Linked DNA regions of Mus musculus: region 1 is linked to region 2. The links are chromatin loops, found by intact Hi-C in ENCODE. Cell type or tissue: heart. All regions are shown on one strand. Each heading gives the region's core, and the rest is flanking DNA. Links, peaks and the distances in the headings are about the cores only.

Region 1 (5,732 bases), core at 1,016-5,015, 150 kb after region 2:
TTCACTGGCCTGGGATTTTCCATGGTCTTGGCCTAGCAGGGTGGGGAGGGAAGGGCCAATAGTAGGGAAGTCTAATGCCCCTTCTCTGGCTTCGTTGTGGGCCCTAAATGTACTCCGATCCCTCCCATCCCCTATTTTCTCCATGATCACAGAAGAGGGAACTTCGAGAATGCTGATTGTGTTCCCCTGCACAAAGCTTGGCCACCTCCTCCTCCTCTGAGAAGTTCTCTCTGAGCCTCTGGATTGGAGGCACTCAGTGTTGCATTACAGATGTTCCTCCTCCCCTGCATTACAGATGTTTCCCACTCCCCTGCATAACAGATGTTCCCCCCTCCCCAGTCTGATTCACTCCCAGCTCCTGTGATTCCATTTGCTGTCTGTTTTTGTTTTGTTTTGTTTTTTTTTTTTTTGAAACAGGGTTTCTCTGTGTAGCCCTGGCTGTCCTGGAACTCACTCTGTAGACCAGGTTGGCCTTGAACTCAGAGATCAGCCTGCCTCTGCCTCCCGAGTGCTGAGACAAAGTCTTGCGATGCCACCACCACCTGGTTCGGATCCTTTGATTTTTGAGGTGGAATTCAGAAGCCCACTCAGGGCTGAGTTATGGATATGACGGTGTGAGTGCTCCGTGTGAGTGCTCCCCCAAGCTGAGGGAGCACTGCTCTGTACCTCCCACAGCTCTTATTCCCAGTGCTGACCTATTCACGGCACCAAATTGTCCTTTCTTCTGTGCTTCCCTTAGAGCAGAGCCTGAGTCTGATGCATGCCAACCTATCCACCTTGGTCTCAAGAACACACTGCCTTCAGGGGAGAAGCACATTTGGTCTGAAATGAACTGTGGGGCTTAGGAACAGTAGCCAGAGCCTGCCGAGTGTCAGGAATCCCACTCCAGACATGGACCTTGCCCTAGTCTATCCTCCTCTGAACCAAATGACTTCCTTGAAAATTCACAGGCCACAGAGGGTCCCTAGGAAACACGCTGGCTCGAGGCCAGCTTTGTGCCACTTGAGGCCTCTGTTTTTGCCTCAGCCTAGAGGTGGAGCCCTCCCGGTTGAGCTTTGCTGAGATGGGGTCTTACATTCTAAGAAAAGCAGCCACTAAAGTCAAGTACTTGATAGGTAACGCCCCCCCCCCCCACACCTCTTACAAGGGGCTCCCAGGAGAGGCAAGTCAGCACAAAGCCATGGTAGACTGCTGCAGGCTATGCCAAGCTGGTGACAGAGCTCGGTGGAGGTGTTTGGCATTGTCTCATAGAAGCCCCCCCACCCCAACCCATTTTATGATTCACCCCCAGCTCCTATGGTTTTCAAAGTGGGATGCAGAGTTCGACTCAAGCCTGTGCAATGACCGGGACACAGTGATCGCTCTCCTTCCCTTCAGGCTCTCCTTCCCCTGGTCTTCAGCTTCAGGGTCCCCCAAACAGCAGCCCTTCAATCAGGCCATCTTGGCGGGAGAAATCGTTATTCAGTGCTGACAGAGACTGAGGAGCCAAGGCTGGGCTGAGCTCCAACACCCTTGAGTCCCAAAGGCTCCTTTTCACCCGACAGCCCTGGTATAGCAACCCTGGTATGGAGAAGGCAATTGCAGACAGGGCGCTGCCCCAGGGTGCACTGCGTGTGCATTGAGAACTCGGTGGAAAGCTTGACATACAGGCAGCCCTGTATGGAGAGCATCAGCAAGGGGATTCTAGGACAGCTGCGGACGGGCTGATGGCCATCCAGCACTGGCCAGACGCAACAGTTGGCCCCTGTCACAGTAACAGCACATGTGGAAGCTGCCCATCTGGCAGAGGAAGACTACTCCACCCTGACCCTTGTGTGCAGATGACATGGCCTTCCCAAGGATAGGTCATATCTTCATCCCTGGGGAGAGCCAGAGGGTGGCCTGTCTTCAGACATTTCCTGGGACTCTCCCTCAGAGCCAAGACGAGAGTGAGGTCGTGGAGCACGAGCCTGGGTTATGTTTTACAGAACATCATGAAGTACGGTGCCCTAGAGAAGTAATATTTAATGTGATGTGTTTAAAAACAAAATCAATACAAAAAATCTGCAATGAACAAATATCCCATTTCAAATAAAAAAAGGACCCATTATTGATTTTTCAGTTTGCCCCAGGTTATGGAAACATTATTGAGTCTGTTTAAAATTTGGACATATTTGTTCATAAGAGATTTTTTTTAATGCACTGAAATAGTACTAATCTTCATTACTGTGGTTTCTTTAGTGCTCAGTTGAATTTTATGCCCTGGCCAGTGGGCTCTGGCATCCCCAGCCGTGTTGGGATCACCTCAGGGGTCTGAAAATTTTGTCTGTTCTAGTGCAGCTCTTTGGCTGTTTACTCACCTCACTAAGGGCACAAGGACACTGCAGCATCTCTAGAAGCATTTTTTTTTTTTTTTTGGTTTTTCGAGACAGGGTTTCTCTGTATAGCCCTGGCTGTCCTGGAACTCAGTTTGTAGATCAGGCTGGCCTCGAACTCAGAAATCCACCTGCCTCTGCCTCCCGAGTGCTGGGATTAAAGGCGTGCGCCACCACGCCCGGCTCTAGAAGCATTCTTAAGGCCTCTTGACCCTGAAGGTCCAAGACTCCCATGATCCTTTGCCTCACTTTGTGCACAGGCATAGGGGAAATTTCTAAAAGTGTTAAGAGATTCCCTGGGAGAGGGAGAAGCAAGGGAGCAAGACTTTCCCCACTCGTCCCTAGATGACCCCAGCTAGATCTGCAAAGTACTTAAAACTTGGCTAGTCCTTCCACTATTCTCCCCAAGCCAGAGTCAAAACACAGGCCTACCAGATAGGCCTTTGACCCAGATGGATAATAGTTGGATTCAGGAGGAGAGGCACGCAGGGGCTGCATGGTCCTTGTTAAGCCACCACTGGAAGGCCTTTGATAAGAAACAAACAGGGTCCGCACCAGCAATTCACCAGTGGCCAAAATGTCGAGCCAAGGCGCTCGTGGATTGTACTCACCGCGACCATTCTGGTTGGGTCGGTACACACTACCCACGCTGAGACGGCCCTGCTGGGCGCCGTTCCGCTCCCCACCCTGGGAGGGCGCATCAGAGCTTCGCACGGGCAAGTAAGGTGGCTCCAGCACGCGGAATGGGGGCTGTGGCTCCACCGCACGCGGAGGGACGTAGGCCTCCGGTGGCACATTGGCTGCATAGGGCGGGTACCAGCCGAGGCGAGGATCGCCAGCGCCACCGTAGGTGCCACCGGCCCCCGCGGGGGCCTGCGACACGTCGGTGCTGGGATCAGGGTAGGCCTGCTCGAATCCCGGGGTGCCTTCATTGTACAGGCTGTGCGAGTAACGACGGTCAAGGCCGTCGGAAGGTTGGGGCTGAGGCTGCGGCTGGGGCTGGGGCTGGGGTTGGGGCTGGGGCACATAGGGCCTCTCTGGGGCTGGGTAAAAGCCCTGGGCCGGGTACTCGGGCTGCTCCTCGCCTCCTCCACCTCCGTAGTCCTCGTAACGCGCCCGGGGCTGGAAGGGATAGATGACCCCAGCCGAGGCTACAGCCGCTGCCCCCGCGCCCATGCCGCCGCCCGCACCACGGTAGTACACGTAGCCCTGTTCGTAGGTCCGTGACGCGGGATCGTAGTTCTCATACTGGTTTACGAAGGGCGCCTGCGGATAGGGGAACTGCTGCGGGTAGGAGGATGGCTGGCGATAGGTGGTGGCGAAGGCCGAGGCCGAAACCGAGGAGGAGGCGGAGCCCCCGTGCCGTTGCTGGGAGACGGAGGTGCGGGCCCGAGCCATGCCGGTACTGTCCCCGACGGCCACCTCTCTCCAGTTGTCGGGCACCTGGCCGAAGCCGAACGGGTGCCGCGTTTGGCCGCGCACAGTGTCCGAACCCACGCGTCCGGGCAGGGGCAGGGACGGCGCCTGCCGACGCCGGGGTCCCCCCTGACTGCGCCGCTGCGACGTTTGGGGCGCGCCTGCCAGTAGAACCCTGGAGCTAGTCTCCCCTCGTTGGGGCCCCGCGGGCACGTACTCAGAGCCCGAGTTGAGCAAGCTGTACACCTGCCCGTTGTTCTCCCACTGGATCAGCTGCCGCCAGCGTCCTGGGTCCGAGCCCTGTCCTGGCTGCGCTTGCTGCCCGTGCACCAGGACGCACAGGCAGGCACTCCACACCAGGGTCCTCAGCTGGCTGCCGGCTCCGGCCAGAGCCATAGTGGCCCTTCTGCAGAGGCCGGGTGGGCAGAGAGTGGGCCTCGGTGCGTGCTTCTCTTCCCACGGCCTCGAGGACAGGATGGCTCTTCGCCTGCCCAAGCTCTAGCTTTGTCCATCCTGGCCTTGTCCCGAGCGGGACGGCTCCTCCGATGACAGCATTTCGAGGCCAAGGGGTCAGGGCAGGGCAGGGGCGGTGCCCAGGGCTGCACGAGGCTTTCCGTAGGGCACGGGACGGGCAGGACCTCCTGGGGCCCTTACATGGCCAGCCCCACACTGGCTGGCTGCTCGCTAGGCTGGCGCTTTCCCACTCTGAATGAATAAGCAACAGGCTGAAAGTGTCTGGAGGTTTCAGAAACCTGGTCCGCCTGCTGGGGCCTCCTCCGCGGGGCCCTACGGCCCGCCGGGTTTTAGCTATGTGGCCTGTCCCACAGATCAGTGCTCCCTTAGTCCTGTAGCTTCCAGCCAAGCCACAGACCTGCCTGGGAGGAAGGGAATGAGGTAGGGCGGAGGAGGGGGCCCCTGGGGACTCAGGCCTGGTAAGTGGGGTTTCTGGCAAACATAGCAGGATTAAGATGTGGGCACTACCCTGCTGGTTCCACTCAGTCCTGGACACAGGTTTTTTTTTTTTTTAATTCCACTTTCTTCGTTGACTTCACCTCTTCCTAGGGTTCTTGGGGTGCCTTCTCCCTTCTCCAAAGCTAGTGCTAAGAGACATCCTGGTTGGTGAGACTCCCTGGGGAGATGCCCACCTCTGGCTGGGGCCACCCTGTAATTCTGCATCCTGAAGACATTGGGCGTTTGGTCCTGAGTACAAAGACACTGAACCTTCAGCTCTTCTACCAGGTCTCAGTCTACAGGCTTGGGAACTAGGATAGGTATGTCTCTCTGCTGAAGGGGACTTGGGAGCTCAGGGCAGATGCTGACATCACGTACCCCCCACCCCCTCCAGTGGCTTCTGCCCTGTGCTTCCTGAGTTGATAGCCAGAAATAATCGGAGTCTAAACATGAATAAGAAGAACCCAGCCGGTGGCAGCCTTGGATATGAGATATGCCATTGTGAGGCAAGGGGAACCTTTAACATAAAGCAGAGAGAGGGAGGCCTTGGGAGAGCCGTGGCCTGGGAATCGCATGCTCCTTCCCAACTCTGAGTTAGTGGACACATTGATCACTGGGGGATTATTCCACAGAACTCCATCTGTTCTGGCCGATTCTCTGTTCCCTCCGGGGATGTCAGGGCTAAGAAGAAAGGTAAATTTTAACTTTTACTTGGTACCTAAGAGGTTACCCTCTAAATGCTGTTCTCCAGGCTTCCCCTAGGCTGTCTTCTGTTTGGCCTTGGGAGCTGGAGGGCAAAGATTACCCCCTGAGACTTATAAACAAGACAGGAAGGATCTGTCCTCAATGCTGGATGACTCTGTTTTGTAAACTCCTGGGCCCCGTTTAAGGAGGAAACAGCCAGAATGATGCTCTTTGGGAACCAGGACCCCTCTGCCCTCCATCCTTACCAGGAAGCATCTATCAACCCACCAAACTGTGGGTTTCAGGACTGATACTTCACATATGTGT
Region 2 (5,732 bases), core at 824-4,823:
GAGACCCCTCTGACCTAGCACAGACAAGGAGTTCTGCAGCATCTCTGCTGGCAGAACTATTTACATCCTCGCTGCTATGACTAACCTCCAACTCTCAGTCCTACCTCAGGTATCTGAAGAGAGAGCCTGGGTGCACTGTGTTTTCCTGTCTCCTTCCTCCTGTCTTCAGTTTCTTCCTTGTGTTCTGTCCCCTGCTTCCCCAACCTTCCTTCAGTCTCCTTCCTTCCTCTTGCCCGATCTGGCCCCAACCATATACATCTCTATTCCTGACACTCTTCTTAGGGCTACAGCCCAGGCCTTCCCACCACCTTACAAACCCTTTACAAAATGCAGAAAGCAATGGTTAAGTTTCTGTCTCCCTCATCCCATGGGCTAGTTTGAAGACAGTAAATCTGCAGCTTGGTACATGTTAAGGCTTAGTAATGAGTCTGGGCTCCCCTTCCATGCCACATATGTCCTCTGGTTCTTGTCCTGTGTTGGCACAACTCTCACATATGGCCATCCCACCCTCTGATAAAGAGTCTTTGATCCCAACAGAATTCTAAGCAGATGAAAGCAGAGCATCAGAAATGCTGTTTGTTTATTTATTTATTTATTTATTTATTTATTTTTCTGCTACCCAGACTGGCTAGCCTCTTCAGAGGAGGAGGGGGAGTAAGTGTCTCAAGAGGCAGGCACATGCTGTGGGGCTTGGGGTGAGAGGAGAGAAAGGCCCAGTGAGGGATGATTTCCATATCTCATCAGAGAGCATCTAAAAACAGGAAAGCTTTTAGCCTGCCCAGCCATGGCCCGTGGTACCTCCTTTCCAGATCCTGTACTGGCCACTCCAGACCCCCTTCTAGCCCAGCCCCAGTGCCCACCTGGATGGCCTCCACAAGCTCTTTACCTCCATGGCTAGAACTCTCAAAGTAGGTCAGGTTAAGACATTGTTGTTGCCCTGTTAGCAGGCTGCCCCTGCTAGGAGCACAGGCAATGCTGTTAGCAGCAACTAGCACTAGAGATGATGAGTTTTGGGATATAGTTCTATCCTAGCTGCTAGTTCTGAGCAGATCTGCAAATTGGAGTAATGAGCGGCCTGGATGAGCTTAGAAAAGGTGATAGGAAAATGTGAAGTCCCCAGGCTAACCTCAGGCCTCACCAATTCCAGACCTCGTGGTGTTAAGACGGAACATTGGCAGGAACGTGATCAGGGGGAGTTAGGAAGGCCCTGGAGCTGCTCTAGCCAACCAGGGCAGGGTGTAGTTAGAAGTAGAAAAAGGAGAGAACAAGCAGGCTTTGGCCTAGCAGAAGTATGCCAGAGAACTGCTGCGCAGGCCTCCCGTCTGCTGCTATTGCAGCTTCTGGGGGCCCAGCACGGCTGAGGTAAATGATAACCACGTTGTCTTCCGGTCCGGATGGCTGTACCTCGTTGTCAACCGTATAGCAGCCCTTGCCCTCCACTGCTTTGCCATGGAACTTGTGCCCCACAGCATCCTCTCCCCCCTCACCTGGGGTGGCCAATGCCACATTTACAGAGCTTTCGGCACTGCCTAGCTCATTGGTGGCCAGGCAGCTATAGGTGCCCTCCTCCAGCTTGCCAAAGTCAGGGATAAGCAGGCTGCCATTGGCAAAGGCCTGGAAGCGTGGCTGCCCACTGGTTGCAAGGGCACCAGGCAGGGCACGTCCATCAGTGCCTACATTAGGACTGGCGATCTCCACCGTGCCGCCCGGGGTGTGAATGTGCCAATGGAGCTGGGGGACTGGCTGTCCATCCACGTCACAGTGGAGTGCCAGCACGAAGCCAGGCCGTAGCTCTGCTCCATCTTGGCTGGGCTGGTAGCTTAGTTGCACTGAGGGAGCTGAGCAGGGCAGGGGTGGCAGGCGGCCTAGTGGGATACCCTTCAGGACGTGGGGTGTAGTACAGGCAATGTTGTCCTGTTCTGGAATAGACACCGCTGAGGCCAGGGCCCATGTCTTGAACCACACGATGCCACAGGTGCAGTCGAAAGGGTTGTCATTGATCTGCAAGTGGGACAGCGCGGTGAGCGGTGCGAAGGTGCCCTCGGCCAACGCGTGCAGGCGGTTGTGGTTGAGCTGCAGGGAACGCAGGGCGCTGAGGCTGCTAAAGGCGTCCCGAGGGATGAAGGCTAACTCGTTGCTGTCCATCTTGAGCAGCTGCAGAGCGCTGAGGTTGTGCAGGTCGCTCCAGGCAAACTCAGAGAGGAGGTTGTGGCTGAGGTCCAGACTCTTGAGATGGCTCAGAGGGGCCAGAGCACCAATAGCCACCGAGCGGATCTCATTGTGTGCCAGCCACAGCGACTGCAATAGGGGCACTTCCCTGAAGGCTCCCTCCGGCAGGCCTGGCAGCCTGTTGGCTGACAGGCTCAGTGTGGTCACATTGGCCGGGAAGCCCGGTGGCACACCCTCTAGGTCACGATAGGCACAGTCTGCAATCTGGAAGCCATACTTCTCCCCACAGTCACAGGGCTCTGGACAAGCTCGCACCAGGTTCAGGAGAACAGCCCAACAAAGCAGGCACAGTGCCCGCATGGTACGTCCTACGGGGAAGGGCATGCCACCCGGGTGAGCCTAGGATTCATAGAAAGGAGTTGTCCCTCCTCAGATCCCTGCCCAAACTCTCCCCGTTAGAAGGCCCTGTTCCACATAACCCAGCCAGAATCCAATACCACCTAACCCACCACCCTCACCCCAACAGGAGAAGAAACCGAGGCCCAGAGGAGGGCTGGGACTTGCCAAGGTCGTGTGTGCAGTCAGTCAGGATGAAGACAAGATGGAAGTGGACCCCAGCTTCTCCTTTGCACACAGCTCTTTCTGCCTTGGCCTGTTCCTAGCTGACTTTATGACTTGAAATCTGTTTTCCAGCCACCCCCTTCCCCCCGCACTGCACAGAACCTCCCTTCTGCCCTCCCACATCCTGGCTACAGCTCCTCCCACTAGAGCCCCCCATAGGTATGTTTTGCTTCCCTGGTCCAGACAAGGCCCCTTGTGCAATGCACACACACACCCTCCACCCCTCCCACTCTGTGGCCTGTTCTGTTCAAACTATCCCAGGCAGCTGCCTAAATAAACCAGCTAGGACCTCTCAGCTAAGGCAGGGGGGCCAGAGGCTCAGCTCAAATGCAGCTGGAAATTCTGGGGTTGAGATTGTCCAAGCAGATGCTCTGAGCAGGAGCCTGTTCCAAGTCCCTCAAACCCAGAGGGATGTGCTAAAAACACACCCCTAGCTTCCTCGCTCCCAGCCACGGGGGCCCCTTCTTTCCTGACTTACCTCCAAACTGTTCTTCTGAAGTCAAGCTTAACAGCTTTTAAGATGGAACCAAAGCATCTAAGGACTGGATTGCTCGCAAGTCCACAGGACCAGGACTGCTGGAGGAGGGGTCTGGCTGGTTTGCACACCCGGCTCAGGGTGCACGGGACAGCTCTAAGCAGGGCTGCGGGGGAAGGCTCTGTGCTGCTAGACTCCTTTCAACAAAATGAAACTGAGTTTCAGCAACAGGGACTCTGCTTCATAGCTGACACTAGAAACTGGACAGGGAAAGAGGCCAAATTTGGGGTTGTTCATGTGTTCTCTCTCTCTCTCTCTCTCTCCCTCTCTCTCTCTCTCTCTCTCTCTCCCTCATCTCTGAAGTTCCAACTTCTTAAAGTCACAGCACTATCTGTGTAGGACCCAAGAAAAGATGAGGCCAGAAAGTTGGGTTGTTTTTGTTTTTTTGGCTTTTTTTTTAAATAGGGGAAGGGTGAGAAACTGGATTTCATGGAAAGTGGGAAATTTCTAACCTCGCTTCCAACAAGAAAAAAAAAAAAAAGCAGCCCCTTCTTCCTGCCTGGCTGTGTTGGTGTTTGTGTGTGCTGTTGTGTGTGCACTGTGGGCTTGGTGGTAGTGGGGAGTGGATGGATGTCACTGTGTGTGGATAAGTCTGTATATTAGAGATATGCAGTAGGAGATGTGTGTGTCTGTGTGGGACTGTGTGATGGTGGTTTGTATTTGGACATGAATTAGTCTTTTCGTGAGTATGTATTCCTGTGTGTCTCTCTTAATGTCTGTCTGTCTGTCTGTCTGTCTGTCTGTCTGTCTGTCTCTCTCTCTCTCTCTCTCTGTGTGTGTGTGTGTGTGTGCTGGGGCTTCTTGTTGGAAAACTGTAAGGACCAAAGTGTAGGGAATAGCCACCAAGCTCTAACCCCTGGTCGAGAAGCCAAAGTGTTAAGCTTTTTTTTTTTTTTTTTTAAGTAAATATATCCTGAAGTCTGAGGCTGTTGGGCAGGGAGCTCCCAAGGCAGCAGCCCAGCCCCACACTGAGTGGGCTGTATGTGCAGGCAAGATGACAGAGATGACAGCATGCCTGACAGAGAGCAGAAATCAGCCTTGGCAGAGGTGTCACTGGCTGGGGATTCTGAACACCCTGGCTTGCAGACAAAGAGGTTCCACGGTCCAGGACCCAGCACTCAGAGCAAGGCTTCGGGGCCTCATCTCAGGAACAGTCCCTGTGGCTCAGTCCCCTTGGTGTTGAAGTCCTGTAACATGCTAGACAGTATGGTGAGCGTTGCTACTTCTGGAATCTACCATCCCACACTATGTGAAAGGGGCAGCTACATCCTGTGGGGCGGATGTGAGACCTTTCTCTCAAGCATAAAGGACCATGGGTAGGAATGGATCGAGGAAAAGGTTCAAGTCAAAGGAGCTGGAGGAGAACTGAAAGACACCTCCTAGCATGGACCCCTCTGCCCTCCACAGACTATACCTGTCTGTCTCCCCCCTCCTTGCCCTCGCCCATGCTTCCTCTTCTTGTCTGCTAACCTGATAGACTCTGCTTGCCCTCTCGGTGAAGCCAAGGGGAAGTGGGTATTGTCATCGGTGAGAAGTGTATGAGGAGCCCCACCACGGTTCCTTACCTCCCCTGCTTGTCATGAAGCTGTTGAAGACCCCAGAGTGTTGCTTGCAGACACCAAGTCTGAAGCTAGGGAAGTTATTATAGATTCCTTTAGGTGTGCCCTTCTTGCCTCTCCTGCCCCAGGAAGCCTTTTCTTCTACCTTGCTTACTGTGTGGGAGAGTTTGGATAAGCAGAGCCTGGAGGCTTACACACATTCAGATTCAACAAAGCAGGGGGGATCTGACCCCAGGGTTTGTCAGGGGCAACTCACTTGTGACTAGGGCCTCACTAGGTTTCTCAGAACACAGACACACACACTCACTCACTACACAAAGCCCATACCATCAGCCCTACCTGAAGGGCCCTCCAAGGAGCTCAAAGTCCCCACTCTCCCCTACTTCTCTAAAGTTCACCCAAGGACAGATCAGCCTCAGTCCCTACCCCTTCTGCTGTGACTGTTTCCTTCTGGCACAGATGATACCAACCAAGTGGCGCACACCTTTATTCTTGGCACTTGGGAGGCAGAGGCAGGCAGACCTCTGGGAGCTCCAGATCAGCCTGGTCTACAGAGTTCCAGGACAGCCAGGGCTGTGTAGAGAGATTCTGTCTCAAAAACAAAAACAGAAACTAAAACTAAAAGGAGGAGGAAGAGAAGGGAGAGGAGGAGGAGAAGGAGGAGGAAAAGAAGAAGGAAGGAAGGAAGGAAGGAAGGAAGGAAGGAAGAAGAGAGAGGAGAGGAGAGGAGAGGAGAGGAGAGGAGAGGAGAGGAGAGGAGAGGAGAGGTGAGGTGAGGAGAGGAGAGGAGAGAGAAGAGAGAAGAGAGAAGAGAGAAGAGAGAAGAGAGAAGAGAGAAGAGAGAAGAG

Evidence for each region. Hi-C counts contacts between places; a loop is a spot of excess contacts. Peaks named below come from ENCODE experiments on the same cell type or tissue, not always from the same donor. Only the 100,000 strongest peaks of a DNase experiment are listed, where the experiment ranks them.
Region 1: it touches region 2 in a loop (3-fold over the local background); 1 of 42 quality-filtered maps calls a loop at or near these places.

What each region holds. Positions count from the first base shown.
Region 1 is chr9:58,308,721-58,314,452 of GRCm38, forward strand. It overlaps Loxl1 (lysyl oxidase-like 1), which reads right to left and starts at 4,492. Exons shown (of 7, transcript NM_010729.3): 1 at 2,966-4,492. The coding sequence starts at 4,166. In heart, for the core only: a CTCF peak has its summit at 3,052; DNase peaks (open chromatin) are centred at 1,741, 2,901, 3,671 and 4,451; H3K4me3 peaks cover 2,513 bases; H3K27ac peaks cover 3,166 bases; H3K27me3 peaks cover 499 bases.
Region 2 is chr9:58,155,694-58,161,425 of GRCm38, forward strand. It overlaps Islr (immunoglobulin superfamily containing leucine-rich repeat), which reads right to left and starts at 2,861. Exons shown (of 2, transcript NM_001195431.1): 1 at 2,734-2,861; 2 at 571-2,537. The coding sequence starts at 2,529. The coding sequence ends at 1,243. In heart, for the core only: no CTCF peak of the experiment used is centred there; DNase peaks (open chromatin) are centred at 2,338, 3,038, 3,428, 4,338 and 1 weaker place; H3K4me3 peaks cover 867 bases; H3K27ac peaks cover 2,991 bases; H3K27me3 peaks cover 513 bases.